7 separate regions of the Mus musculus genome follow, and all the other regions are linked to region 5. A link is a loop called in an ENCODE intact Hi-C map of the cell type or tissue named here. Cell type or tissue: left cerebral cortex. All regions are shown on one strand. Region 1 overlaps Agbl4 (ATP/GTP binding protein-like 4). Region 2 overlaps Agbl4 (ATP/GTP binding protein-like 4). Region 3 overlaps Agbl4 (ATP/GTP binding protein-like 4). Region 4 overlaps Agbl4 (ATP/GTP binding protein-like 4). Region 5 overlaps Agbl4 (ATP/GTP binding protein-like 4). Region 6 has its middle 72 kb from the start of Dmrta2os. Region 7 holds the start of Bend5 (BEN domain containing 5).

The links. A loop is a pair of places that touch in the nucleus more often than their neighbours do. Peaks named below come from ENCODE experiments on the same cell type or tissue, not always from the same donor. Only the 100,000 strongest peaks of a DNase experiment are listed, where the experiment ranks them.
Region 1: a loop joins it to region 5, with 3 times the contacts of the local background. A loop is called at or near these places in 7 of 42 quality-filtered maps.
Region 2: a loop joins it to region 5, with 9 times the contacts of the local background. A loop is called at or near these places in 30 of 42 quality-filtered maps.
Region 3: it touches region 5 in a loop (8-fold over the local background); 22 of 42 quality-filtered maps call a loop at or near these places.
Region 4: a loop joins it to region 5, with 17 times the contacts of the local background. A loop is called at or near these places in 2 of 42 quality-filtered maps.
Region 6: it touches region 5 in a loop (4-fold over the local background); 5 of 42 quality-filtered maps call a loop at or near these places.
Region 7: it touches region 5 in a loop (2.7-fold over the local background); 4 of 42 quality-filtered maps call a loop at or near these places.

Annotation. Positions count from the first base shown.
Region 1 is chr4:111,643,839-111,647,838 of GRCm38, forward strand. The region is part of intron 11 of Agbl4 (ATP/GTP binding protein-like 4); the gene reads left to right. Among named protein-coding and RNA genes, the nearest start is that of Spata6, 74 kb to the right of the region's middle. In left cerebral cortex, a CTCF peak has its summit at 2,145 (motif pointing left); DNase peaks (open chromatin) are centred at 1,509 and 2,120.
Region 2 is chr4:111,624,900-111,628,899 of GRCm38, forward strand. The region is part of intron 11 of Agbl4 (ATP/GTP binding protein-like 4); the gene reads left to right. Among named protein-coding and RNA genes, the nearest start is that of Spata6, 93 kb to the right of the region's middle. In left cerebral cortex, a CTCF peak has its summit at 1,721 (motif pointing left); DNase peaks (open chromatin) are centred at 257, 490 and 1,719.
Region 3 is chr4:111,496,505-111,500,504 of GRCm38, forward strand. All of the region lies in intron 6 of Agbl4 (ATP/GTP binding protein-like 4), which reads left to right. Among named protein-coding and RNA genes, the nearest start is that of Bend5, 83 kb to the left of the region's middle. In left cerebral cortex, a CTCF peak has its summit at 2,487; DNase peaks (open chromatin) are centred at 2,047 and 2,464; H3K27ac peaks cover 361 bases.
Region 4 is chr4:111,015,596-111,019,595 of GRCm38, forward strand. All of the region lies in intron 4 of Agbl4 (ATP/GTP binding protein-like 4), which reads left to right. Among named protein-coding and RNA genes, the nearest start is that of Bend5, 400 kb to the right of the region's middle. In left cerebral cortex, no CTCF peak of the experiment used is centred here; DNase peaks (open chromatin) are centred at 2,475 and 3,992; H3K27ac peaks cover 1,319 bases.
Region 5 is chr4:111,325,823-111,329,822 of GRCm38, forward strand. All of the region lies in intron 5 of Agbl4 (ATP/GTP binding protein-like 4), which reads left to right. Among named protein-coding and RNA genes, the nearest start is that of Bend5, 87 kb to the right of the region's middle. In left cerebral cortex, a CTCF peak has its summit at 2,352 (motif pointing right); DNase peaks (open chromatin) are centred at 1,482, 2,349 and 3,703; H3K27ac peaks cover 1,860 bases.
Region 6 is chr4:110,049,387-110,053,386 of GRCm38, forward strand. No RefSeq gene overlaps it. Among named protein-coding and RNA genes, the nearest start is that of Dmrta2os, 72 kb to the left of the region's middle. In left cerebral cortex, CTCF peaks have their summits at 1,128 (motif pointing right), 1,688 (motif pointing right) and 3,820 (motif pointing right); DNase peaks (open chromatin) are centred at 1,199 and 1,674; H3K4me3 peaks cover 987 bases; H3K27ac peaks cover 1,501 bases.
Region 7 is chr4:111,412,761-111,416,760 of GRCm38, forward strand. All of the region lies in intron 6 of Agbl4 (ATP/GTP binding protein-like 4), which reads left to right. Bend5 (BEN domain containing 5) reads left to right here and starts at 2,246. Exons shown (of 6, transcript NM_026279.3): 1 at 2,246-2,640. The coding sequence starts at 2,415. In left cerebral cortex, no CTCF peak of the experiment used is centred here; DNase peaks (open chromatin) are centred at 2,237, 2,438, 2,971, 2,995 and 1 more place; H3K4me3 peaks cover 2,120 bases; H3K27ac peaks cover 1,665 bases.

The DNA of each region.
Region 1 (4,000 bases), 320 kb after region 5:
ATCTCTTAAATTTCAAGTTTCAGAGAATAGAAAAAAAAGTAGAGTGGGAAAGTCTTAAAATATCAGAGCCAGGAGGATCCTAAAAATCTTAATTTTAAGCCTAACCTCCAACCTTTCTAGGGATGGAATCATTTCTAGCTTTTGTGGAGAAGATGCCCCAAAGCTGGGATAGCAGGCATTAAGTAGCCAATAATCAGCTCTTGTAATATCTTATGGCGAAACTTTGAAATAAACCCATGTCACCCCTGTTATATAAATGGAAAAACTAAAGCCGAGAAGAGGTGTGTCAGTATTATCCAATGTTAGTGCAGGCTGAGACTCACAGAACTCGACTCAGTATTTTGCCATTCCACAAATGCCTGTGAGATCTGCAGACTCAATCCCAGTCAGGAGTGAAGACACAGCAAAAGAGAGTGGTCTCCTAAAAAGATACAGCACTCTATAGCCCATCCTCAAGCAAACCCTTCAGCGGACCTTAAAGTATGAGCACAAGGTTTGGGGCGTCCACCAATCCTCAGTTACAGAATCGCTAGGACCTTGGTGTAGGCGCCCAGTCAGAAGCCATCTTTTCTGAACTGCTCTGTGACTCCTGCAGTGAATTGGGTTATCAGGCCCTTTGTGGCTTGAAATAGAGTCTACCTAGGATTCCTCCAGTACTACATGTAGCTTGATTTCACCCCCTGCATTAGATCCTTCCTAGTCCAAGCAGAGGCAGAATCTGAGAGAGGAAAGGGGTCAAAAGTGCTAAGAGGGGCTAGTGAAATGGTTCAGCTCCTAAGGGTACTTGCTGATCTTCCAGGGGACCTTAGTTTAGTTCTCAGCATGCACCCTGGGCAGCCTACAACCACCTCCAGGAGATTCAATGTCCTCTCCTGGCTTCCAGGGGCACCTGCACAAACTACACATACCCCAACACAGACACACAAAAAGAAATCTTAAATAAGGAAGTGACAAGAAGAAGCATTTTGTGGAAGATGGTGATATATTCAGTGATCTACACCTATAGGTCCAGAGCATAAGTTCTTGACATTTGGAAGGATTATTTTGTCTGCAGTATCAAAGGGTACAGAAACTGGCCCTAGGCAGAAACTCGTGACCCAGGGGATCAGGTAGTGCATCTGAGCTGAAAACTTTTTAGAAATTAGTATCAGTCCCTCTTTTGATTTTATTTCTTAGAAAACTGACATGCACAGAGGAGACTTGACCTGCATGAGTCAAGCTTCAGCAAATAAAGCCAGACAGGAGAGAAGCCAGGTTCCTTCCATGTTCCTCAGGCTTCTCACCCCTCTCTTCCCTGCCCCTCTCCCTTCCCCAATGCTGCTGCACAGACATTGACATTGGTCTTTAGTCTTAATTCAACTAGTATCAGTTGAAACTTCTAAAAATACCCGTGAGACAAGCAGTGCCTGAGCATCTCTCAAAGCAACAGAGCCCCTCAGGCTGGGTTGGCACCGCAGCCCCAGACATCCCTGGACCAGGGCCCAGCTGGGCAGCCACAGTGGATTTAGGGAGCCAAATTTACAGTCAATTTTCTAGTCAATTGGGAAAAAGGAAACACTGCTGGGAAGTGGCTGGTGCTTGGAGTAGAAGCAAGGCATGTCAGAATGTTGGAACAGGAGGGCATAGATAATGTCCAACTAGAGTGAGAAGTGGGTCTCAAATAGACAGATGAACAATAAATACTAGGAGCCCAGGCGAATAGAGAAGGGACAGGTATCAAAGAGATTGAGCAATGCTGGAGCTGGAAGGAGGCCCCCTCTGCAAAGACAAAGTTACAAGGACTGAGCTAGCATTCCTACAGGGCTATCTCATGTGGCACAGCATGTAACAGTCCACTCAGGAACCAGTTGTCCCAGCTCGAGAAGCTAAGGTTCTGCACAGGGAAGCTGTTGCTCACTTCTCCCGTTTCACTTGTAGCTTGTCCACAAGATAAGATATTCTGCAGCCCGTAAGCCAGTGATTCTTACCCAGGAGTTAGGCTACCCCCACCCCCAAACACCTACACACACACACACACACACACACACACACACACACACACACAATCACACACACATCCACTGGAGAATCCTGGGTAATATTTAAGGACAGCTTTGGTTTTCACAATGAGTGAGCACTGCTGACATCTAGTGGGAGAGGCCAGGGATGTTGCTGAACACCTTACCATGTTCAGGACAGTCCCACAGCACAGAAGCATCCAGCTTCAAGTGTCAGTAGTGTCCGAACTGTAAGATGATCAACCCAGAGCCTTCTCTGCTTTGTTCACTCTATGTAAATATAGTCTGTAGTGTGTAAATGGTTTAGCAGGCAGGAAATGCCTGATAGATGTCAGCTAAATGAACCAGTGATTCAAGACTAGTGAATAATTCCAACCTGCCTAATGTCTTCTGAAGTCCAAAAACCTCTGCAAAGTCATGCCTGAGCTCAGATACACACCTGTTCTGGTCCAGGCAACCTCTACCTGACTTCTCTCTGCCTTTCCTAATACAGTAGCAGCAGCCACCTTCCTCCAAGTCTATTATGACTGTTCTTGTCTGCTTGGGCAAAAATGACATCTCAGGTCCCTGGACAGAACAGAGTGTGGAGGTTAGAACTAGGTCATCTGGTACAGCCTAAAGCAAATTTTATTGGAGAAGAGACTTAGGCACACAAGATGGAAACAACTTAGGGAGTCTTCTCCTGGATGTCCAGAGAGGAGACTTTTGAAAAAGGATTTCTTCAACCCCTCTTCCCCTCCTCTTTCTTCCCCTTACCCTGGAGTTCTGTGTTTCATTCTTTCTCCCTGCTTCTGTTAATAAGCCAACCATGTGATCATTATCTCTAGAGACAAATTTGAACTTGACAAAGCCCTGTTCTTAAAGAGTTCACACTCTCTTGGAAGTGGCACTTTCATAAAGTATAGTGACAAGTTAAAAAACTACTGCATGCCACAATTGAATATGTAATTTTTTTTTCAGCAGGTTATCCTTGGGTGTGGACAGCATTATCCATTTAACAGATGAGAAAACTTAAGCTTGGAGATGTAGCTTGTCCCTTGTCACACAGCTCAATACACAGAAGGATGAAAGGCTATGCTTTCTAAACCTACATTCTAAATACACACAAACTATTTTAATGGAAAGCCATGAAAGTCAGATTTGAGAATGTGGGTCTCGCCCTATAGATGTCAGAGAATCAATATAAAATTGAAGGTCAAGAAGTCACAAGATTAGGGACTGTAGGAGCAACATTCTCATCAATAATGGAAGAAACCAAAGGCCCAGAGATTATTCAGGAAGCTGAATCATGGAGACAAGGAAGTGGATGTTTCTCCTGATGCTCCCCAGAGTCTTCATCCTTGGCTCTTATTAAGCAGATGAACTCAGAGCAAATTAGTTGCTGAATAATGATGTCTAAAAACACCTACATCCCAATCCTTGGGACCCATAAGTGTTACCTTTTTCACGGAAACTGTCTACAGACATTGCTAATTAGGAGTCTGGTTGTTTGTAATGATGAGTTTACTTCCTAATGGGATTCCTAGTGTACTTTCCTCACAGTTTTTCTAGAAGTGGTTAGTCACTTTGAGCATGTGTGCTAGGCTGGGGTCTAAGGTAGCTGCTTTCTCCATAGGTCTCCTGAGAGTAGTGGTTCATGTCTGCTTGTTACACACAGCACACGTGCCATCTGGGATTAGCCCTCTGGTTTATCAGCAGTCTGTGTACCCAAAGGCCTTGGAAGTGACCAATGCTAAGGTCCATCAAAATTTCATATCCACATTGATTGTGCTATTTTTCTTTGCTTCAGCTATGGAGTAAGATACAGTTTTCTCAACCAGGCTAAGCAGTAGCCCAGAGGCAAAGCACCCATGCAACCTAGGGCACTCTAGATGCAAAGTTGGGACCCAGCACTGCTCAGAGAGCAGAAAACCAACTATAATAATATCACCAAGGAAGGGAGAGAGAGAGAGAGAGAGAGAGAGAGAGAGAGAGAGAGAGAGAGAGAGAGAAGGAAGGAAGGA
Region 2 (4,000 bases), 300 kb after region 5:
GAGTTGAATTTGGATCTAACTCACATTTGTTAGACATCTACTAAGTGCTGGACATAGTCCTTCTTAGGAATTTGTCAGACTCCTGGAGCACCAGCTGTTCTCCATAGAACAACCTCAGAATCAACACCACGTCTCACCCCAGGCTGCACACCCGGCAGAGACACATTGCCTGGCTAGGGTTTCTTTCCGTCAATATTTTCCTCAAGATGATAAATGTGCTGCCAATAAGAGGAGGCAGCTGCCAGCTCTGTCTGAGACAAGGGCCTTTAGCTGGGCTATGGCCGTGATTGGCTTGTTGATGTGTCTCCAAAGAGGGAGGGAGCTGGAGGGAACTCTGAGGAGGCTCAGGACCAGAGCTCTCAGTCTACACAGATTTGCCTTGGGTTAATAGGGCTTCTTCCCCATGTTCTCGTCCTCTAATCACCCCACTAAAATATGGTCTTTGAAGAGAAGACACAAAGTGATGAAGCTTATAGCAGAACTGTAGCTCACAGCTGGCATGTTAAATAACAGGGTAAGGAAGAAAGCACCTTCCCCAGCCAGGCTGGATCGGATGCAAATCCTGGTTTTGCTTTTTACCAGTGGTGTGGCTCCAATGACTTGGTTGCATTGATTCTCTGTCAGCTAATCTGCCATGATGTCATTCTAATACTTACCTCACAGGGGTGTTTTGAGTAGATGCAAACACTGGGAAATATACTCCAGTGCCTGTTCAATTGCCAAGAACGTAGTAGGCACTCAGTAAATTGCACCACGATTGTTACTCTTTCTAACCAAGTAATGTATTAGGTGAAATCAAGTTATTCATTTCTGGGCTATCAGACTAGAGGCAATGTGCTTGGACCAGGTGTCTCTGAGATTCTTAGGGGGCTCTTGTGGTTTTGAAATAGTAGTCTTCTTAGCTATGTGTTTGGAGTACTCAGTTATTTCGCTGGGATTAGACTTCCAAATCTGTTCTCACCAGCACAGCTTTTTGTTTGTTTGTTTGTTTTTTAAATTAAATAAATTATTTCATGAGGACAAAGTCACAGTGTAATCAGTGTCAGCATTAAGACAGTGCTGGAGCTTGGCTGAGGCTGGAGTTCGGGGTGGCTGAGATTTCACATTTGGTCTCAGTTATACACATGTGTGGAACCCACTCTCTCCCTAATCTGGAATTGAAAAAACAGGGATGAGAGTTAAGAGACCTGGATTTGCCTAATAGAATTCAGTGACTGGGAAGTGCTGGGGGTTATTTGGTCACGTGACCACAGACCACTGATGCCTCCCTCTGTTTTCAGTTCTCTCTGATTTAGCTAGTACATGAGGTTGTGCAGATCAAATGCGTAGGGGAGAGGTGGGTCTGAAAGTGTTCCACTCACAAAGGGAGAGATTTTTGGTGGGGGTCGGGGTGCATGCAGGGTGAAGAGGGAGGCATTCTACCCATTCGAACAGAAAGCCATCTGGAAGAGATGGAGACAGGGACAGGCCCAGAGGTGGTTCTTGATGGCATGAGGACAGCCAGGGAGGACCCAAATAATTTCAGTGTCAAACTCATGTCCACTGATCTGATGGCATGGGAGAAGTGCTAGCCATAGGGCTAGGAACCCTTAGAACTATTGGGGGTTTGGTGAGATCTGGCTTCTCACTCCTGGCTTGGCTCCTTCCCTCCTGGCTCACAGAGACACCTGAAGACTCTAGCAGCAGCTTCCTTGCAGTTGCCTGAGGTTGAAGCGCCCCCTCCTGGCCCTGGGGTGCATGGCTACCATAGAGAGCCAGTTTTTTTCCCACCAGAAGACTGAAGACAACCCCTTCCTTTGTCTAGGCTACCGCCTGAGCTCTGCCCTCACCACCACCAGCTCCCAGCTATCTTTGGGGATCTGGAAGAGGGAGGCTTGCACTTCCTGACTTCTCTTAGGTCTTAGCATGAGCGTTATCCCCTACCGGCCATCCCTTTGACTCTCTCTTCCTCTTCTCCATTACCTTTGTCTGTTCATCTATTTGGTGCTTTCTTAGACACATGTATGTTTCATGTGTGGCTGTCTGCATCCTTCCCTCACCTTGTTCACTCCCTCATCTTCAACCCTACTCAGCCCCCTTCCCCCTTCCCATGACTTCAGTTCTTTCTTATGTTCTTTTCCCTCTTACCTTGTACTTAGTGCTTTGTATTCATATCACATTTAGACCCAGAGCACTCCATTGAGATGACTTCAGAAGGTTACTTAGTGCTCTGACTCTGTACCTGACTGAGGGGTCAATGAAGTCATGTGTCCTGAGTGTGGCACGCAGTCCCTACGATATTGTTCATCTCCCTTTCAGCCATATCACCTGGCAGGCCTTCTGCTATTCTTGTCCTCTTTTCAAAACCCCCTCCAAGCTTCCCTCCCCCTCCTTTTTTTTTTCTTGGCACTACAATTCAGAATCAAATATCATTGTTTTGAGTCTTTCAGGAAACTGTAGACTTCTCCTTCACTTTGAAGGAACTTCCTTCTGTGCTCTATTCTCTCCTCTGTCTCCCCTAGGAAAGACATGGGTCTTCTTGTCTAAGCACTGATAAGGGACTCTGAGCCGAGGTAAGGTATAGTCAGCTGAAGGGTATCTGACGTCAAGGAGTCTCTATTCATAGTGCATCTTACAAGGAAGTTTTATGGTAAGGAAGGAGTCATGTTCTAAGGCCCCACAGGACACCCACCAGTGTGACTTGAATGTATTTGCTAATTTATTTATGACTTGTGGCAAATTGAAGCAAAAGCATGTAGTACCACAAAGAAACAAGGAATGTTTCCCAGCACCGAACTCCTAAGAAGACATTTGTCTGAGAGATTCATGTTGGAAGCCCAGGAGAGTGGGCTCTGGCCTCTGGTTCATGAGTACTCCTTCAGCAGAGGGCAGCCTATGGATCACATGAGACATGGGTATCTTTCACAGTGATCCTTCATGAGAGCCAAGGACTCGGTCCTAAAACACAGTCTGAGCATCCAGCTGCCTGTGGCCTAACCAGACACAAGGATAATGCAAGCATGTCTAGACAGTATCCTTCTAGCTGTCCTCAAAGATTGTCATATATTTCAGCACAGATGCGGAGAAAAGCAGGGTCAGCAAGTGGCATAGGGCCAGGCAGTTAGAAATGCTGGCTCTAAAATGACATGGGTCTGGTTTCATTTCTAAACCTGTGTAGCTCTAGACAACTTACTGTGGCCTCTTTGGGCTTGAGCCTCCTGAATAGAGATAATAATACAAACCTCCCAGGGTCTTTGTGAGAAGAAAATGAGTTGATATAAGTACTTCATGCCCTGACTGGCTTCTAGGAAGGGTTGATGGCTCTTCCCAGGCTGCACAGTACTCTGTGATCACTGGGGCTCCCAGAAGGTTAGAGAGATGCCGAGAGGTCATCTGGTGTCCTGGGCAGAGACTTGTCTTCACCACCATGGACAACCAGTCTTAAAGCAAAGAGACCTCTACTCTTGAGTTTTCCCATACAAAAATTGACTGCAGTTTGAGTCTACTCAGTATGCTGAGGGCAAACCACAATATCCCAAGCTCTCTTGCCTTTGGAGAAGCATTTTAGTAAAAGTCATGTGCAAGAGGCTCCCTCTGCCCCCTGGGATTGTGGGAAGGAAATATTTATGGCATAGGGAAGGTGCCTGGAAAGTTGTGTTTTGTCTCTCTGTGCTAAGCATTCTATTGGCTTAGTTCTCAAGGTAGCCATTTGAAGCAGTCACTACCTTCTTTCAGGAAAGAAGGTATTCCATTCCCTTATTGAGCTTTCATACTTGTGGGGGTGGGGGTGGGGGCAGAGCCAGAACCTATGACCCAACAGTACCTACTCTCCCATACAGAGTACCTGAGGGACTTGGCCTGCCTGGCCCCAAACTTCCTCTACACTGGAACCCCCACTGTCCCTGGAGAGTCAATAGACCCCCAGCTCTGGTCAAATAGACCCCTACTTCGAGACTACTGCCTCCCCTTGTTTGTTTATTCCTAAGTAGCTGAGAGTTTTTCACCCAATCGTGGCTTTTTA
Region 3 (4,000 bases), 170 kb after region 5:
AAATATAGTTGGGTACCTGGAGGGCCATGTGGAAAGGTGTAGGTCAGAGGCATTTGAAGGAAAGCAGCTTTGAAGTTGGGGGCCATTATGTTAATGGCATTACTCAATTTCTGGAAGCAATTCTGATTAAATATTCATTGGTTTTGATTATACTGAAATTAGGGCTAAAGCGTGAAGTCAAATCGAGGGGAATAATGGCAGTGTAAATAATGCATGGCCTCTAAATTGAAAACAGCAGCTTGTGCAGCCAGGTCAGCCCCCACCCTGTCTGTCTATACCATTTGTTTAGAAGGTGATTAGTCTGATGTGGGCATTTCTTAGCAGCTCAGAGAATGCAATTGGAAAAAAAAATCCCAGGGCTCCCCGTATCTCTGGGAATGTGGGAGAATTAACATGGGCAACTTATAGCAGGGGATTTTCTCTAGGTCAAGAACGGGGAAGTGTAGAATCTTGGTGACATGCCGCCATAGAGTTCTGTAGTCTGCAAGTGACATAATCATGGGCTCTGAGAAGAATAGTCTCTTTCCTTCTAAATCTTTGGTGGTGTAATTGTTGAATGGAGATGATCGAATCAGGTGGAGAAGAGCTGCAGCTAGAGAGAGGCAAGAAGAACCAAGTGAGATTTGTTCAGATTAACAAGCCATAGAGACAGGACAGTCTATGAAGTGATGGGACAAATGGTGTATGTAGGATGGCATTATGGGGTCCAAATAAGGGTCAGGGGAGTTTTGAGAGAAACTGAGAGATGACAGACATCTTTATCATCATGATCTCCATTGGGGTCCTAATGCCTGGCACAGAGTGTTAACTGGTGGATATTGGTTGAATGGGCAATGCAAGATGATGCTGCAGAAGGGAGGATGTGAAAGGAAAGGACCACCTCCCATCAACAACCCTCAAACCCCTACTGTGTAAAGTGCTGGTGAGACAGGAGTTATCTCCCAGAAGTCAAACTCATAGCAGACCAGAGGCTGGTTATATAGAGTATTATGCTCCACCGACAGGATGAGTACCAGTGCTCACCTCTACAGCTGGGTCATGAGGCAGGCATGGGCACACAGATTCCTCACTGACTTGGTCTGTGATGTGCTAAAATATGACCCATGTCAATAATGATTATCCCAACTTCTGTCAGTTTTCTCAATCAGGTCCATAAAGGCCACCAGGCACAGCATGGCAGCACGGACCTGACCCTTCCATGGCACTCCTCCCACTGCTCTCAGTTCTTTTTTGGTTTTCCTTATTAAAGTTCCATCTGCCCTGCACCCTATTGTCCATGTTTCTCACTCTTCTTAGACACGAGGCAAAGAATTTGACAAAGGCAGTCTTTGGAGAAAGGCATGATGGCCAACCAGTTTTATGATTGAGGAAAAGGACACTTGAAAGGAATTAATTTGTACAGACAGTTAAAACGTTAAAAAAACGTAAACCACACTCATCTAGTAAGGGATGGCCTCGTGGGCTACCACTGGAGTTTAATCCTGCCTCTAGCCCTCTCTGCTCCCTGATTGATGTCATCATGAATCAGCTCCCACATTCCCACTGCTAAGTTCTGCACACAGCCTCCGGTGCTGTGCCTTCCCCTCCGCAGTGGACTGTCCAGTCTCAAACTATGAATCAAAATAATCCCCCCCACACACTACTTCCTGGTATTTTATTGCAAAGACAAGAAAAATAATTAATACATGCATCTAACCTCTACTTAGCCCTGGGCCAGATGAGCTAATAGAAAGATTAAATGGAAGAATCAGAGAAGCAAGGAGCTACAACCACGAGAAGGAATAGGTGCGTTTGGTATCTCTGCTGGGTGGTGTTTGGTAGTGTGAATCCTGAAGCTACCTGGCCTTGGTTCTTCCTTTCATCAGCTCTGTGATCACAGACACGTTAATGAGATTCACACCTATCAGGGCTACAGGGATGATATAAGCAAGTGGAGGTAAGACCTCTAACAGTCCTGGCTTGCAGGAAATATATCAAGAGCATCAGCTGTTACTCAGAGTTTAGAGGACTTCCTGGCAAGAGCACTACAATCCTCCCTAGCCTCTTTCCCTGCATGCAAAGCAAAGAGGAATAGAGAAGAGGAGGAAGCAAATCCAAGGAGGTAGTCACTAACCTGTGTCTGATGTCTACCTGTGCTGAGCACTGTAACAGACACCAGCATGTTTCACAGCCCAAATAACCTTTTGAGGCTTTTGGGGTCAGTTATATAGTAACTGCAGCTCAAGTCCTGACCTGCCTAGTGTCAATGTCATGGGTAGAGCTGTCCCTTGGATACATTTCTCCCTGGGGAGAGGGTGATGGTTGTGTTGGTAAACAGTATTTGTTCCCCTTATGGTTTCATGGGTGGGTGGCCAGCCCACGCTGCCTTTCCCAGACTTCTCCTGTCTACTGTGATGCTCTCCATGTGGGTGACTTGACAGACAACCATGCAAAGCCTTTCCAACTCCCTCAGCGTTACCTGAACATCCCAGTGGGAGGCTGGGATGGCAGACTTCCAAGCTTTGCAGCATGCCACCCCCATATTGGTTCTGGAGTCTGCCAGAGCCTCTTGAAGCTCATCACTAATTGGACTGGCCTGGGTTTTGCTTTATTCTTTCTGAAATCGCCCATCTTTCTGTGACTGCAGCTGTGCTGTAGTACCAGGAATTTGGTCCTGGGTGTCTCAGCTCCTTCCTGCTGTATTTCCAATTCCTCTTCTCTTCCCCACCCCCCTCAGGCTTTCATTAAGAAGGGAATAACAACTGGACTAGAAAATTCTTTATTTGATCCATCGTTAAGCTCCTCATTCTTGGCTATTTCATACATGTACATACATGTATACATTATACATACACATATATATGATCTATTCTGTATATATATATATATATATATATATATATATATATACATATACATATATATATATATATATATATATATATATGATGTATTCTCTTTAATCTTATCTCAATGCACTCTTATTCCCTTCCCACCCCTGTCAATGCTCCCTACTCTCAGTTGCTTTTCCACATTCCTGTCTTTTGTCTTTGTTTTATGGCCCACCATTGTCATCTTTGTGACCATGATCTTGGAACTACACTAAAGCCTGGTGGGCTCACCAGTGATACAACTGAAGGTAGTGACTGCCTCTCCTCTAGCATACACAACAGCAGATAGTTTAGCAAGTAGTATGGCCTCATGAGCTTCTTCCCATCCACGATTAACTGTTGACATACCCAGTCTTGTGGAGACTCAGAAAGATGGACGGAGCTGTTGTAAGGTCATGATTACCATGGCTGTGTCATGCTCTGGACATAATATCTCACAGCACTTCTCCCTATATTCTGGTTTTCATATTCTTTCTGGCCCCCATCTGGGATGTTCCCTGAACCTTACAGGGGGTAGAATAAATGTCATGTTTAAGGCTAAGTATTCAATGATCACTTATTCTTATCATCTTGAACAGCCATGAGTCTGTGAACTCACAGCAAAGAGTAGTTTCTCTGATTAAGGCTGAGCATTTCTCTGTAGGTGAAAACATAAAAATATTTACAAGGCCATTTTGCACCATGTCAATTTAGATAAAACAAAATAAAACAGCAACATCATCATCAACAAAAACAGCAGTAAGTTCTCCTCTATGGCATATCACCTCTAAATTTTTGAGCATGTTTTCAGCACAAGGATGAATTCTTTCCTATGGAAAAGGGCTCAAATCAAAACAGAAAGCAGTTTGTTGATCCCACAATAGTCAGGCCATTATAATTACATCAATGGATTCATTTTGCTTGTCAAGTTAGCATGTGAGCTAGTCACAAGGGAGGCTTCTAGCACAGTTCAAGCTTGGTTTCTCTGTACCTTTCCACAAATGTGTGAGCTATCTCAGCAATAGGGTCTGGGAATTTAGTTCTGGTGGGCAACTAGGAGGAATGGCAAGAGCCTGCCTGTATTATACTGAGGGCTTTGGTACCTGCCTATCAAGTCACCAAGTAGTGGTACCCACAACTTGATCTAGGAA
Region 4 (4,000 bases), 310 kb before region 5:
TTCTACACTCTTAGGACCATTCATTGCCTCAACTTGAGCACCAGGTTCCAAACTTGCACAAACATTAGAACAGGTGAAAGGGCAACATGGATGGTAAGATTGTGACCTGATTACACATCCCAGTTCTCAGGTGAAATTGATGTACAGGAGCTGAAAAAAGAAGGGAGTATTACCACAGACAAACAAGTGTTCTGAAGGTAGAATGGCTGTTGTGAAGAAACAAATGGAACCCACACACCTATGGTCACTTGATCTTTGACAAGGGAGCAAAAACCATCCAGTGGAAAAAAGACAGCATTTTCAACAAATGGTGCTGGCACAACTGGTGGTTATCATGTAGAAGAATGCGAATTGATCCATTCCTATCTCCTTGTACAAAGGTCAAATCAAAGTGGATCAAGGAACTCCACATAAAACCAGAGACACTGAAACTTATAGAGGAGAAAGTGGGGAAAAGCCTCCAAGATATGGGCACAGGGGAAAATTTCCTGAATAGAACAGCAATGGCTTGTGCTGTAAGATTGAGAATTGACAAATGGGACCTCATGAAACTGCAAAGCTGCTGTAAGGCAAAAGACACCGTCAATAAGACAAAAAGGCCACCAACAGATTGGGAAAGGATCTTTGCCTATCCTAAATCAGATAGGGGACTAATATCCAATATATATAAAGAACTCAAGAAGGTGGACTCCAGAAAATCAAATAACCCCATTAAAAAATGGGGCCAGAGCTAAACAAAGAATTCTCACCTGAGGAATACTGAATGGCTGAGAAGCACCTGAAAAAAATGTTCAGCATCCTTAATCATCAGGGAAATGCAAATCAAAACAACCCTGAGATTCCACCTCACACCAGTCAGAATGGCTAAGATCAAAAATTCAGGTGACAGCAGATGCTGGCGAGGATGTGGAGAAAGAGGAACACTCCTCCATTGTTGGTGGGATTGCAAACTTGTACAACCACTCTGGAAATCAGTCTGGTGGTTCCTCAGAAAATTGGACATAGTACTACTGGAGGATCCCACAATACCTCTCCTGGGCATATATCCAGAAGATGTTCTAACCGGTAAGAAGGACACATGCTCCACTATGTTCATAGCAGCCTTATTTATAATAGCCAGAAGCTGGAAAGAACCCAGATGCCCCTCAACAGAGGAGTGGATACAGAAAATGTGGTACATTTACACAATGGAGTACTACTCAGATATTGAAAAGAATGAATTTATGAAATTCCTAGGCAAATGGTTGGACCTGGAGGGCATCATACTGAATGAGGTAACCCAATCACAAAAGAACTCAAATGATATGTTCTCACTGATAAGTGGATATTAGCCCAGAAACTTAGAATACCCAAGATATAAGATACAATTTGTGAAACACATGAAACTCAAGACGAACGAAGACCAAAGTGTGGACACTTTGCCCCTTCTTAGAATTGGGAACAAAGCACCCATGGAAGGAATTACAGAGACAAAGTTTTGAGCTGAGACAAAAGAATGGACCATCTTGAGACTGCCATATCCAGGGATCCATCCTATAATCAGCCTCCAAACACTGACACCATTGCATACACTAGCAAGATTTTGCTGAAAGGACCCTGATATAGCTGTCTCTTGTGTGACTATGCTGGGGCCTAGCAAACACAGAAGTGGATGCTCACAGTCAGCTATTGGATGGATCACAGGACCCCCAATGGAGGAGCTAGAGAAAGTACCCAAGGAGCTAAAGGGAACTGCAACCCTATAGGTGGAACAACAATATGAACTAAGCAGTACCCCGGAGATCTTGACTCTAGCTGCATATGTATCAAAGATGGCCTATTTGGCCATCACTGGAAAGAGAGGCCCATTGGTCATGCAAACTTTATATGCCCCAGTACAGGGGAACGCCAGGGCCAAAAAGTGGGAGTGGGTGGGTAGGGGAGTGGGGGGGGAGGGAATGGGGGACTTTTTGGATAGCATTGGAAATGTAAATGAGGAAATACCTAATAAAAATATTAAAAATAAAATAAAATAAAATAAAAATAAAAGTAAAAAAAATAAGAAGAAGAACAAATGACAACAGATGCTTGAAAGGATACTGGGAATAGAGAACTGTCACACATTGTATATGGAACAGAAATTGATCCAGGTACTATGGAAAGCAATATAGAGATTCCTCATATAAACTCAAATCAGAAGTACCATATGTCCTAGCCATTATTTGTATAATTGTATAATGCCTGTATATATCACTGAACAAGCTCAGGTCAGCACACCACACCACAGATATCCTTACTCTTTGTTACCTGCTGCATTATCCACAATAATCAAGACATGGAACTACTCATCTTACTCATCAAAAAAGAAATGAGTTTACATGGAAAATGTGGTAGATATACACAATAGAATTTTATTTAACTGTAAAGAAAAATGAGATCATGGCACATTCAGGAAATGTGTGGAATGAGAGGTTGTTAAAGGATGTAAAGCTGACTCATGGATATAGCATGCTTTCTCTCATGTAGAATCCAAATTTAAATATGTGTTCACATATTGTAAAGTGTAATAAAAGTAGAAAGAGAACTGTAAGAATAAAGGAAGATGTCAAAAGGGAGAAATAAGAGAGGGCAGAGAAATACATATGCCATGAAAGCAGAGGAATAAGACAAGCAAGAGGAAAAGTGGAGCCTCGGAGGGAATAAAAGCATAAAGTAATTATGTGTGTGTGTGTGTGTGTGTGTGTGTGTGTGTGTGTGTGTGTGTGTATAAAATTATCCTAATTGCTGGACAGTGGTTCTGCTTGCATCTACAGTCACAGCACTCCAGATGCAGAGGCAGGTGGATCTTTATGAGTTTGAAGGCAGCCTGGTCTATAGAGTGAGTTCTAGGACAGCCAAAGCTATAAAAAAAATTTACAATTGAACCCATTATATTGCATGCTAACTATGAGATCAATTTTAAAGATCAAAATAAATAAGTTAAACACCATAAAAAAGAAAAAAAAAGCTTATAAGATGTGTCAAGGTCTGAATTGAAAAAAAAAGTAGGCAGAAATGTAGAAGAAATTTAAGAACATGAGAAAACATTTAAGAGGAAACAATTTCCTATTCCTAATCTGCATTTCTGTGACCTCATCTTAAACTTCCTTCCTTTAAGGGTGACCTGGAAAAAAAATATACAGGATTTCAGTGACAAGTTAACCAAAGATACAAATCAACCAACTGACCAATAACAAGCACCCTGACCACTGGTGTGGTCCTGTGAAGGGTGGAGCCTAGGTATTGGAAGCACTCTTCTATTGCTATATCCCTTTATAGCTTTCTCCATTGCCTGATTTTCTTAATTGAATATTACTTCTATATCTATATTTTTGAGTAGTTAAAGCAAGCCTATCTTGATTTCTCCTAAACACTGGCCTCTCTCCTTCCTTTATACATAGCCACAAGAGAACCTCAGAGCCATGTTTGCAAAACTGTCATTTCTCTGACTTGTTAGTCCATGCTTTCAGTGATTAGCTTGTCTTCCAATTAAGCATTCTGATGGTTTTCATTCTCTTTGTAGATGATGTTTCCTCTTCAGTCAGTATGACTTTCCTTTTGAGCAATGCTATCTCACTTCTGCCTACTACCAGATTGGCTTCTCCAGCATCACAGATTGTTATATGTACTTGAAACCAAATAGCTAGTAATTAGAGTAATTTAAGATAAATTCTGTAGGGTGAGGAGCTTAATCACAGCTGCCCTTATTGTGGACACACATTGCTGTCCCATCAAAGATACGTTCTTGGTTATTTCCTAAATGGGAGGAAGGGAAGTAGGAAGAATTTGGCATGGCCCTAAGAGATCTTCCCTTTCTCATCCCATTTGGCTCACAGACTGCTGGTTTTATGAGTAACACACAGATTTTCTTTGAGCTATAAAAACAAAATTAATTCAAATCATTGTTCCAAAGAAACCTAGAACCAGGCCATGCTTAATTTGGCTTGCTCGGAGAGGAACTCTTATTCGTGAAATGTCAGAA
Region 5 (4,000 bases):
CATTGAAAATGTAAACGAGGAAAATACCTAATTAAAAAAAAAAAGAAAAAAAAAAGAAATTCTGCTGACCACAGAGGTAAACATTTAGAATGTAGCTTGACAAGATATTATGTATATTTACAAAAACAATAGAAATGACTTCCCACCAGGGCCTAGACATGGGCTTTTGTTAGGTTTATAGTAATAGACATGAACTTTCTCCTTTAGAGCAGGCCTCAAATCTAATCAGAGAGCAGTTTATCAATCCCATAACAGTCATTCCACCATTTGTGCCAATTGGTGCCTCATGCTGCTGTCAGGTCAGTGGTGTGGCATGCAGGGTCCATGGCTGAGTAAGTCTGCTAGTAAAAATCTCCTCCTAGCACCCTGCACAACACATTCTGGTACTATGAAAGCTAGCCAACATAATGGTGGCTTGATTTCTCTTTGTCCATAACCAACCAAAATATATGGTGTCTTCAGGCAGGGTCTTACAATCTAGTTCTGTTAGGTAACCAAGAACAGTAGAAATAAATACCCTGTGTTGTTTGGAGATCTTCACAGACCTCTCTGGCCAACAATTTATAAGGAAGTAGACTAGCTTTGGCTCTGGGATTGTCATTTAATAGCCTGTGGCTTCTGGGAGTCACCTTATCTACCCATGCAAGGTACCTCTGTTCAAATTCTTTTTTTTTCTTTTTCTTTTAGCATCCACACTTGTATGTAGTGTATGTTAAACATATTTTTATACCATCCCTCCCCTCCCCACCTCTATCCTCCACCCATTTGTCTGCTTTGTCTCCTAGGTTTACTTCTACTTTCAAGTGATAGATACATAAATACATAGATAGATAGATAGATAGATAGATAGATAGATAGATAGATAGATAGATAATTTTACTTACCTATATAAAACCCAGAAAGCACAAGTGAGGGAAAATATACAATATTTGTCTCTCTTCTATTGGCTTAATTTGAGCTGCTTTTTTTTTTTTTTGAAAATTCTTCCTTGAAAGCCAAGCTTATAAAGTAGTCTTTATGAAAAATGCAATTAGGTTCATTAAATTATTCAAAGAGCAGAGCAGATTTAACTTTAAAATGATCAGTTGTTTGCCCAGTGAGGAGGCTAGACTAGGTTAAGAGACATTAAAAACTGTGAGTTTCGAAAGGTCGGTGCCAGGTGAACTGTTCTCCATGAAGGGGATATTAAAAGTCCAGATGCCTAGTAGGAGCCTAGGGCTGGGAAAGAAAAGGGAAGTCGGATTGTTGGAAAGAGAGGAACCTGAGGCTTGAAGCCGAATGTGTGCCTGCCCGCCTATGGTCCTGCGCTCCTTCTGGAGATGTAAATCCCGAGGTCCTCCGCAGAATGGCTGGCTTCTGCAGTGACAGGAGAACGCTCGGGACTTGCTGGTGCTCTTGTCTAAATTGTCTCCCGTCTCTGCTGTGACAGACTGGCTGTTCCTCAAATAGCTATCCTGCGTGAAAACAGAAAGCAACACTGAACACACAATCAGTGACTATTCTCCTCTGCCACACAGAACCCCCACACAAAACCAGCCCTGAGCTCCAAGAACACTACGTCCCTTTTCATTCTAAGAGATAATTGCAGTGCAGTCGTGACCAAAAAGAAAAGTCCATTTTTAACCACAGCCTCACAATCACCCCATCCAGATGAAGAAGGCCAAATTCTCTGAGGCTCAGTTCCAACATTCCTGGGGCTTATAAAGAAAGGGATTTGAGGGGAAGTATGAAGGCAGTTGACAAAAACAAAAACAAAAACAAAATTGTTTGTAACTAATATGTCTTTTGGAAGAGTGATATCCAACCCTCAGGAGCTCATCTGGTGACCTACTGAGTGAGGTTCTGTCAAAGAGGGTAATGAGTGACCAGAAGATCTCTGTTGGGTTTCTTCTATTAGTCAGGTGCTAGGCAAGCCCCTTGAGAGAGAAGTCAAGAAGCCGTGGGAACGTATTGTAATGTTGCTCCTGTGGGGCCTCAGGTAAAATCCAGCATAGACTTGTCAGGTCAAGAAAGGCCTGACAGAAGAAGAGGCATTCAAGAGGCAAGCCAAGTAACAAGTAGAAAGGAAGTCAGGTGCCCCTCGTTTACAAATGCAATAGTTTCCCATCGGCAGTTTCCAGTGATCATTACTCTAGTTACTCTAGTAATGACGTTTCTCACTTTCGTTTATTATTTTTTACTTTTGAAAAATTCTAACCTAATTACTTGACTATTCCATTTCTTTGCTGAAAGCTGTTAGGCAGTCATTCTGAAACATATGCTTTTGTTTTCATTTGCATTTAGACCATGGATTTTGCAATCCTGTCTGAAGTGCTATTTAGAACATAAACAGATGACACTTACCAGATTATGCCACTAGGTGGTGCACACATAGTCAATTGTAGGATAATAGGGTTTATCTGCAGATGACACTTCATCATCACAGAGGCGATACAGACAATAGAAGCTACGGGTCGGGTCGGGTCGGAAAGAGGTGGAGATGGGAAGCACTATCAGAAAAGATAGACTTTGTTGCTAGCTGGAGAATGGCAGAGCAAAACTATAAAAATGAGAAGCCTCAAAGGCATGGCAGAGGAAAAGCCATGGGGAAGAAGGAACTGCTTACTCTCCATAATGATGAGTTCCTACTTAACAGGGTCATTGCAGAGGGCATAACAGAATAGTTGAATCAGTTAAACTAAATGACATCAGTCCTTCCCAGGTTTTGTTCTGGGCGCTGGAGGCATAGAGATGAAATGGCAGAGCCCTGTCATCAGTGACGTGATATATAGACACAGAAAAAGACAAAACAGAATGATACGAGAGATCAGTTTTGCAAGGTGCAATGGAAGAACAAAGCAGAAAATATTTATTCTGCCAAAGAAAGGAGAGGAGTGCGTTAGGTTTGGGGATTAGTGTACAGGAGCTCCATGGAGAACATGAGAAGTTCTAACCGCACTGGCAGAGAGAACAGCATAAACACAGGCGTAGGGGATGTAGGGGTTGCAAGGATGCTGTGGATTTGGCGATTAGTTCACTGAGCTCAGCAAGTGCTCACTGAGAGTGCCTCTGCAGTGTGGAGAGAGAGACCTAAAGATGAATAGTAGTTCTGAGCCTATAAAATGTTTCCCATCTATCGAGGAAGATTCACACGGGCAGGGGGAAGTTGCAATGTGACAGTGCAGTTTAAAACGTGGTTCCTTTGAATTCTGACTCTGTCCTTGAGCCCAGGTTCTGGAGCCCAGGGATTCTGAGAGTATTCGACACCAGAAAAGGGAACCCACAAGTACAGCACCTGGTTGCATTCTACTTGAAGCCTCTCTTGATCTTTTTTAGGATTCTGAAGTTTGTAACCAGAAACAGTCAGTTATACAAAACTAGACACAAGAGCCAGGACACATACCCAGGTGTGTCTGCCTCTTGCCAGGTTTTCCTTCTCATTCTTCTCCAGTTAATCCCAAGCACAGAGATACCATTTAGTAATAGAGCTTACAAAGGAATTAAAACTTTTTGGATAAATAGGCTTCTTTTTTTCTTCACTACTTGTGTCTATCATGAAACTTACAGAAGAAAAAGGACTACTATATCCTTCTCTCCTGCATGAGCAGAGTTCCAGGCCATGCAGGTTGACTTGGGCAAGGGCAGTTTGAGCCAACTTTCCCTCTTCTAGATTCCACATTCAGGGAAAGAGGCCATCTGGCTCCAGCACTCCCCCTTCCTGGCATGTGTGAGTCTGTATTTTATTTCAGTGTGAGAACTCATGCTTGCTACATAGATCAGTGACATCTTGGAGTTGCGTTGTTTGCTTGAAGTCAACTGGAATGAGTTATGAGCTGGCAGGAAAGCAGGGATGTGTTACTGAGAAAGCCTCAAAGAGACACAAACTTGCTTGTAGACCCCTGAGAAGTCAGAATCAACCAGTAGAGAATGCTTCAAGCGGTTTTTGTTATAGCATATCAAAGTTGAATGGCTAAAGAGAGCACCCTGGGGACAAGGAAGTTTGAGAAGAGATGCTCATGGG
Region 6 (4,000 bases), 1.3 Mb before region 5:
TGACCTCTGCGTTGCATCCATTTGTGGGTTTCCAAGATGGTCTCCATTTGCTATTCCGAGAGTACCTGGGATGAGCTAGAAGGAGGAAGATGTGTGTGTGTGTGTGTGTGTGTGTGTGTGTGTGTGTGTAACTGACATAGTTCTAATAACATTAAAAACATAATAAAAGAAAGAATTTGTGAGAAGGCAAAGTGTGGTGAACGGCTGCCCTAGGGGCCCCTTCCCCATCCCATCTCACCTCTGCCTGGCCAGCATCCCCAGAAACAACTGTTCTGCCTTCCTCTCCCAGGGTGGAGGTGTTCCTACCCTCTTGGTGATGTGCCTGCACTTGCTGCAAGGGGGTGGCCTTCCAACAGGACTACCTGGCACCTTGAATCCTGAGTCCTACAATGGTAGGCCTGGATGCTCACTACTGAAGCCAAGTTGCCAAGTCAGTATCTGGCACACAGAGGGCATAGCAGCAGATATTTTGTGCTCATCTCAATTAAAGACACAGTCGAAAGCATCTTGCGTTCCTCCCTCCACTCTAAATACTTTGCACGCATCAGCCCAGAGAGTCTCCAGGACTCTGGGGTCTTGGGGTCTAACAACTGGGGTCTTGGTAGCATCCCAGCCTATTGTGACAAGTAAAAGCAGGGATTCAGAAGGCTTGTACCTTCGTCTTTGTGTGACTTACTTCTTGTGTGGCATTTCTGTTCCTCACTGTTACCTGGTAACTACCTACTTCATAGAATGGCTATGTAGTTAATTAATTCGCAGGCACTAAGTGTCTGTGAATTATCTATTATCAGCTTAACTTATAGCAGCAAAAGTTGAGACAGAATTTTAGTAATTTGATGAAACTCAAAGAATCTAAGAGAGACAAAGTTGGTACTCAGAGCCAGATAGTTGGACTCCTGGGGTCTTGCTTGTTAATCTCAACACTGCTGAGCTTGCTAAAACCTACGTGAAGACCTGGCTTTTTCTAGGAAGCTCTGCAGGGCTCTCTCTTCCTTTGAAAAACGAAGCTGAAAAGATTGTTAGGTTTCTTTTCGTCCTGCTGCTCTCTAAGGAGATTTTTCTCCATGTAAATACAGAGCGTGGCTCTCTAACCTGTGGGCTGGATCCACAGGGGGTCTCTCAGGCCTAGGGGCTGGTCCCCGGTGTAGTGACTCATTTTGCCGGTAGAGGTCAGTCATGGCCACGGTTGAAGTATTTGATAAGCACGAGGAACATAGGCCACACTGGGGGAGTCAAAGACCCTTGGAGGTGATATGCCCATAGACTAGACCAAGGTCAAGGTCATCCAGGGGGTTCCGGGCTATGAGGCAAAGACCTTTCATTTTTCTTCCCTTGTTTCTGGAGCATACACTCTTAAGAGGGCAGTTTGAAGGGCGCTAGAAATCATGAGATCCAGGGCTCTGGGAGGGTGTGGATGCCAGTGTCCTACACATGCTACACATGCTTTGAGATCTTCGGGTGTTTGTCACCATCTTTAGCCGCAGCACTGGTCCTCTGAAGGGGTCTGGCTGAACGACACATTTTGCAGTTGTGGGGAAGATACCTCTTTTGTCACTGTCTGCCCTGGTTCACAGGCGGCCAGGGGGTGGTCCCAGCCCCTGTGCGAGGCAGGGGCCAGGGAGGAGCATGTCAGGGTCCATTCCCGGAGCGTTTGGGGCCAGCTGGAAGCTCAGAGCTCGATGACCTGCAGGGGGCGCTGCTGCACTGCGCGAGGCTTCCCTGCGTGTCCTCCCAAGGACAGAGGGCGGACGGCGGTCGGCGGCGGTCGGCGCAGGGCAGTGGCCCAGCGAACTCAGGCCGCGCCCACACTCACGCTGCGGGCCGAGGTCGGCGACACGGTCTGAGGAATCGAGGGACAGGGCACGCTGTCCGACACCCTGGCTGGCCTTTAACCGATCTCCAATTGTTTCGACCGGTGCGGGAACGCAGAGGGGGTGGGGGCCGAGCTAGCGCTGGTAGTCTGGGCTTCACCTGTGACCTTGAGAGGTCATGGTCCCTCCTGGCCTTTTATTTCTTTCTCCTGCGACGGGAATTCTTGAAGGTGCCTATGAGATAGATACTGCACGTGAAAATGCTTCAGGAAATGCAAAGCCCAAGCAGGAAGGCTTTCATTGAGTGATTGTCATCCCTGCCTCGCCCAATCCATCCGCTCAGTTGCAACCATTTTAGCCGTTTTTTCACCCTTGTTTTCTGTTTTTTTTTTTTTCCCTACATACTTCAAAATAACATGCTTAGACTGCTATTTCCTAATTTACCAACATTAAACATTATCTATTGTCTTCCTGCTGGAGTAAGTAAGGAATTAGCTGCTCTGCAGGCCCAGCCTACCCAGGGTATCTGGTGCACTATTATTAGGTAACTCAATGATCAGCATTTCTAGCAAGAAAATGTAGCTTTTTGTCTTCCCCAAAGCTCTATCAGAATTACTCCACAACAACCCTGCCAGGGTTTACAAAGTCTCCCCCTTTATAGGAAGGGGTTCCCCTCCCGGCAGTCCCGTGGGTTTCTTCCGGACTTTTTTCTTGTGTCCTTGATTTTTGGTTCTCTCTCTGGGCCCCTTCCCCCCTCCCTGCCGCCTCCACCCCCTGGTTCCGCAGTGGGGCAGGAGCCGGGAATTCTAGTCTGTGGATTTATTTGTCTTCTGCCTGGATGATTGATGGTTGAAATCATTCCCCTGCAGGACAGGATGCTCTGCCCGGCTCTCCTCTTGCACACTTAGAGCTGAGGCAGAGAGGCTGCGTGCCTTCAGAGTCATGTTCCCTTTTGTGTATAACCTCTCTTGACACCCGAGGACATCATTTATGTTCGGAATTGGACAATGCATATAGTTTGATGGCTTCTGTCATTATGTGTCTGGTCCTGAGTGGCCCCTCTTCAATATAAATACACACACGTCTCCTTCAGTTCTGTGAGACTTTTTTTTTTTCCTTTCATAATCTTTCTGCTTGCTTCCTGAAGCTCCCAAGTCTGTCTCTGGCCTCTAGGATTGATCTCTTGGCTTCCTTTGTCTTCCGTTTCCCTTCACCTTGGCTTTCAATGTCTACTCCAATTTATCCCTTGAATTTTTGTCCTAGTGACTTCTGACTATCACATCCCAGTTTTCTAAGAACTCTGATTATTTTGTTCTTCTCAACCCCATCCAACACCGTCACAGCCTCTTTATCTTTCTGGAGATGTTCCTGATTCTCCCTCCGTCTTCTCCACTTTCCCAGTTGTGTGTTTGGTTTATGGAATTCTGCCTGGCTTTGTGCCCCTTCTCATGCTGGAGCATCTCTAATCTGTAGCAGTTCTTGGCATTTTTTTAAAAAGAAGTTTATATTTAAGTGTGTGTGTGTGTGTGAGTGAGTGAGTACATGTGTGTGTGTATACACATGCATGATTGAAGTCAGAGGTGTTGCATTTCCCAAGAGCTGGAGTTACAGGCAGTTGAGAGTCACCCAGTGTGAGTGCTTGGAACAGGACTTGGATCCTTAGCAAGCGCAGTCAGTATGCATTCTTAACCACTGGACCATTTGAGCCTTCTCTCCAGTCCCTGTCCTTGGCTTTTGTCCATAGTTAAGGACAAGGGTGCAAAACTTGACTGGCATTGGATGGTGTGTGACATCAGGCAGGGTCGATTCTCATTCGCTAAACCAGGAAGGGGCTGGCCTTCTTGTTAGGAGGATGCTTAAATATCAGGAAGAACTCTTCATCGAGCTAGCCTCCCTCCCTAGACAGAGTCTTGTTCTGTTGCCCAGACTGGCCTCAAATTTGCCCCCAACCTCACCTCCCAGAACAAGGGAAGGTCTCTTTGGGACTGCTCCATTTCTCCAGCAGGGGGAGGATGGGTGTGGCTGTGAAGCAGATTTTAGAACCTATCTACCTTGGTATAAATCACAGTTCTGTCCTAGCTTATTATCTCTCTAATTCACAATCAAGCCTCTCTCTGTGCTTCAGCTTCCTTTCTGTAAACCACTGCAGGGGCTGGAGAGATGGCTTAGCATCACTCACCTGCAGTTCT
Region 7 (4,000 bases), 87 kb after region 5:
CCACAAATCCCAGTTTGGCCAGACCTGAGATCCTTAAAGTGTTTGAGGGACTCCTCGGTTTGTGAGGGTGAAAGTATAGAGCAGTGTCACAGTTCTCTGACCTCTGACACAGTGAGGAAATCAACCATGCTGGGATAAAATTGGAAGGTGCCTGGTTGGTTCTTGAACAGTGTAGGGAACTGGGGAAAGAGAAGGCATTTGACTTGGTTTTCAGGGATAGCTGAGGTGGCCATGCACTCAGTAAAGAAGAACTTCCTAGGATGAGGGTAAGAAGCCAGCACAAGGCTGTGGTCATGCTAGGTTGGGAAATGCTAAATAATTGATGCAGACTCTGGAGTGGGCTGTGTCCAGGAAAGTGATGAAAAATGAAATTGATATTTTGGGGTGACCCTCACTTAGATGCAGAGATGTGCTAGAGTGCTACCTGAAGTTATTTTTGAAAATGTGGTCTGCAGTCTCATGGATTGTCATTAAATATGGCCAACTTTGCATGCCTCATCTTATGAGCTACCAGAATCTTACTTCTCATTAAATTCCCTTGACCACCAAAGTGATGTATTTCTAAAATAATCCATAGTCAAAAATAAATAATAATCAGGGGAACATATTTTCCAGAACACCTCAGAGTCATCGGATAAGTGAGGATGAAATTATTCATCAGGATGGCTTGAAGACCTATTCAGTTGACTGGATATAACCAATGGATTGCTTTAAGGGAACTTTATCTGACCTGCTACTCAGGCTTTGAGAGCTGTGTGGAGTTCAACAGTATAAAGTACTCCTCAAATCACAATGAAGTGAATTTGGGAGTTTGGCTTTATCTCTATCATGAGTATAGCTGATTTGGAATGTGAGCACAGTGCCTAAAGTTTAAAATGGTTAAATGCCTTTTATTATTATTGTGAGGACTAGCAACAAGAATGTGTGTATGTGGAATATGAGCATAAAGAGTACAAGAGAAAACAAAATCTCTCACCTATGCAAGAAACTCAGAATCATAATAAACATTTCAGTGCACTTGTTTTGTTACAGGTTAAATTTATTTAAATGAGTTTTTAAAAACATAGCATTTCGTTAAATCTACCACCTCCTTTATGCATGCCTTTATGAGAATACTTTTCTCACTATAACCTCATTATTAAGCTTTCTTAATGCTCTCAGACTAGAATGAAAGATTACAAGTAGCAGAAAAAATGGGTTATTCAGACAGTAATTTAATATTGACATAGGATCCAACTGAGATTCAAGTTCTAATACTTTAGTAAATACTACAAGGTCCTAGGTATCTATTCTTTCTATAGACCACCAAGCCTACAATATAACATGGAGTGTGTGCTCAGAAAAATATTAGTTACTTGAATAAAAGAATAAGTGGAAGAATGGATGTATGTGAAATTCTGTTTATCCTTCCCCCAAAATTCACCAATCTCTCTCTGACAAATACCCTGGTATTGAGCTAGACAATTGGAATATAAATAGCTCAGTTTCCCTGTAAGCATACAATACAGAACAAGTACAACTCTCAGCCTTCTTTCTCTGGAAGGTGTGGTTTGTCTGCAGGAACCAACCTTTCCAGGTTCTCATCTGTGATTTTGGAAACAGAGAAGGGACTGCTGTTCTGCCCAGTTTGGCTCCTGAACTCAACTGACTCCAGAAAGTCCGGCCTCTGCTCTGGCTCCCTAGAGCCCTCCATCCTTGTTTCATTCCAACTGTTCCAGCCCAGAATCAACAAGTAGTGGAGGCGATTCCTCAATGGAGAAAGACCACAGGGAAGAGGGGTGCCGCTGCTCCCTTAGGATAAAAACAGCCCTGGTCTAACCCTCTGGTATCCCAGCAGCTGGTTCAACTGGAAACCTCAGATTACTCTAGTTCTGGCCAAAAACTGGTTTGGCAGCTCTAGGGGAATGTTTCTGGCTCACTGACCCTCACAGCAGGTGCTGGCAATTTTGCAAAAGAAAGAGAAAAGGGGGAAATGGGTTTGGAGGGTGGACTGAAGGAACGGAGGCGCTTAGCTAAATTCGAAACACTAAACTATTGAATCCGCCCGAAAGCGACTTTTAGCAGCGCTCCTCCTATCCTCTAACGCTACTATCATATATGCTCTTTCCCCACCTTACTGCAATCGCACTCCGGCTGTGATTGCTCGGGTCTGACTTCGCAAGTGGCGGTGTGCTTCAAAACCCCCTCATCCGCCCCTCGCCCGGCTCTCTCCACTCCCCTCCCTTTTCCGCGCCCAGGCGAGAGCAGCCGATTGGCAGAGCGGGGCTTTCAGGAACAATAACAGTGGGGGGAGCCGGGGCCCCGGGGAGCCTCCCCGCCCCCGGCCCGGCTGCGGCTCACGCCCCTCTAGGGGTCCCCACCTCCGCACCGCCCCACGGGCTGACCGGCGCCCGGGCCCGCCCCCGGCGCCCACCATGTACGCCTTTGTGCGGTTCCTGGAGGACAACGTCTGCTACGCGCTGCCCGTGTCGTGCGTGCGCGACTTCAGTCCCCGCTCGCGACTGGATTTTGACAACCAGAAGGTGTACGCGGTGTACCGGGGCCCGGAGGAGCTGGGCGCCGAGCCCGAGAGTCCCCCGCGTGCCCCTCGGGACTGGGGCGCGCTGTTGCTCCACAAGGCCCAGATCCTGGCGCTGGCAGGTGAGCGAGCGGGCCGGGAGGGGCGTTGGGACCGGGCGGACCTGGGGCTGGTTCCGGGAGAGGCCGGGCGGCTGGGGCCAGGGAGCCACCGCTTGCTCTTGCCTCCCGTTCCGACTCCTTGGGCTTTCTTTTGGGTACCAGGTGTCTCTAAGAGGCCAAACCAGTTAAAAAGACCTGAGGGTCCCCTTTGTCTTCCTTGCTTCTCTGACACTCCTGCGCCTTGCTGTCAGTCAGCTTTCTCTACTCTGCTCTCTTCTTTCTGACTCTTTTGTATTCCCCTTGGCTCTTCATTTTCTGCTTCTCTAGCTGCCTACTCTAGCTGTCATCTCTCCCATCTCTCACCTTCACCTCTCTCAGTTACTTCCCTCTGTGTTGCTTTCCATCTTAAGTTTCGAAAACTGTACCTCCCTCTCTCCCTTTAAGGCCCTTGGCGTCTCCTTGGAGCAAGAAGCAGTGTTAGGTCCTTTTGATGGGGGCCCTTTTTCACAGAAGGAATCTCTGACACTGTTCCATCTGGGCCATCATTAGGACAAGGAGACCAAACCTCAGTGTACTGCCCAAGGGGCACAGGTGAGGAGGTGAAGGGCCTTAGGTAGCCTCATCTCCACCCCACTTTATGCATCTCCCAGAAGGCTCCTTGAGAGAAAGATGGTACAAACAGTTTCTAGTTCAGGTGAGGGCCTGACCTCCTAACTCTGATCACACCTGGGGGTGGGGAAGAGGGAAAGGAGACAGGCTGACAGGCAGGCAGGTGGTCTCTTGGTTAATGGGTAAAGATAGATTCAGTTTGTTAACAGGACAAGCCTTTCGGCCTCCTGTACTATGCTGTATCACGCTGAGACATAGGTTCCTCTTCAAGCAGAAACATTTGGCCTTCTTTCTGATCCACTTGTAGAAGGCTTGGGTGCACACCAAGTGGGGAAAAGGAAGTTACCACTTCAAGGCTGGAGAGCAGAGATGTAGCTGCTGCTGGTAAGAGTGCTGCCTTTGATTGAGTAGGCAGAGACTGTCACCTTCCACCTGGAAGACAACCCGGAGATTAGGAGCTGAATGAAGACATTGCAAAGATTTCATGGTTTTGACACTTTTCCTACTTTTTCCAGGGACCTATGTTTCCTCTCCTTTAGCCTAAAAATGAACCTAGCATGAATCAAAGTGACTTGTCCAAGATCCCTGGACAAGCTGTCAGTGTATCTCAGCCTGGTGACTGATTCCTTTTTAATAAATACCTCTAGAAAGTAGGCTTACTAGAATAAAGGGCCAAAAGATTTGGAATAGATCAACACCACATGGTCCTCTTTTTGAAAGGTTAAGTACTTATCACCTCCTAGACAGGTCCTGGAGGCACAGGGCTGTAAGT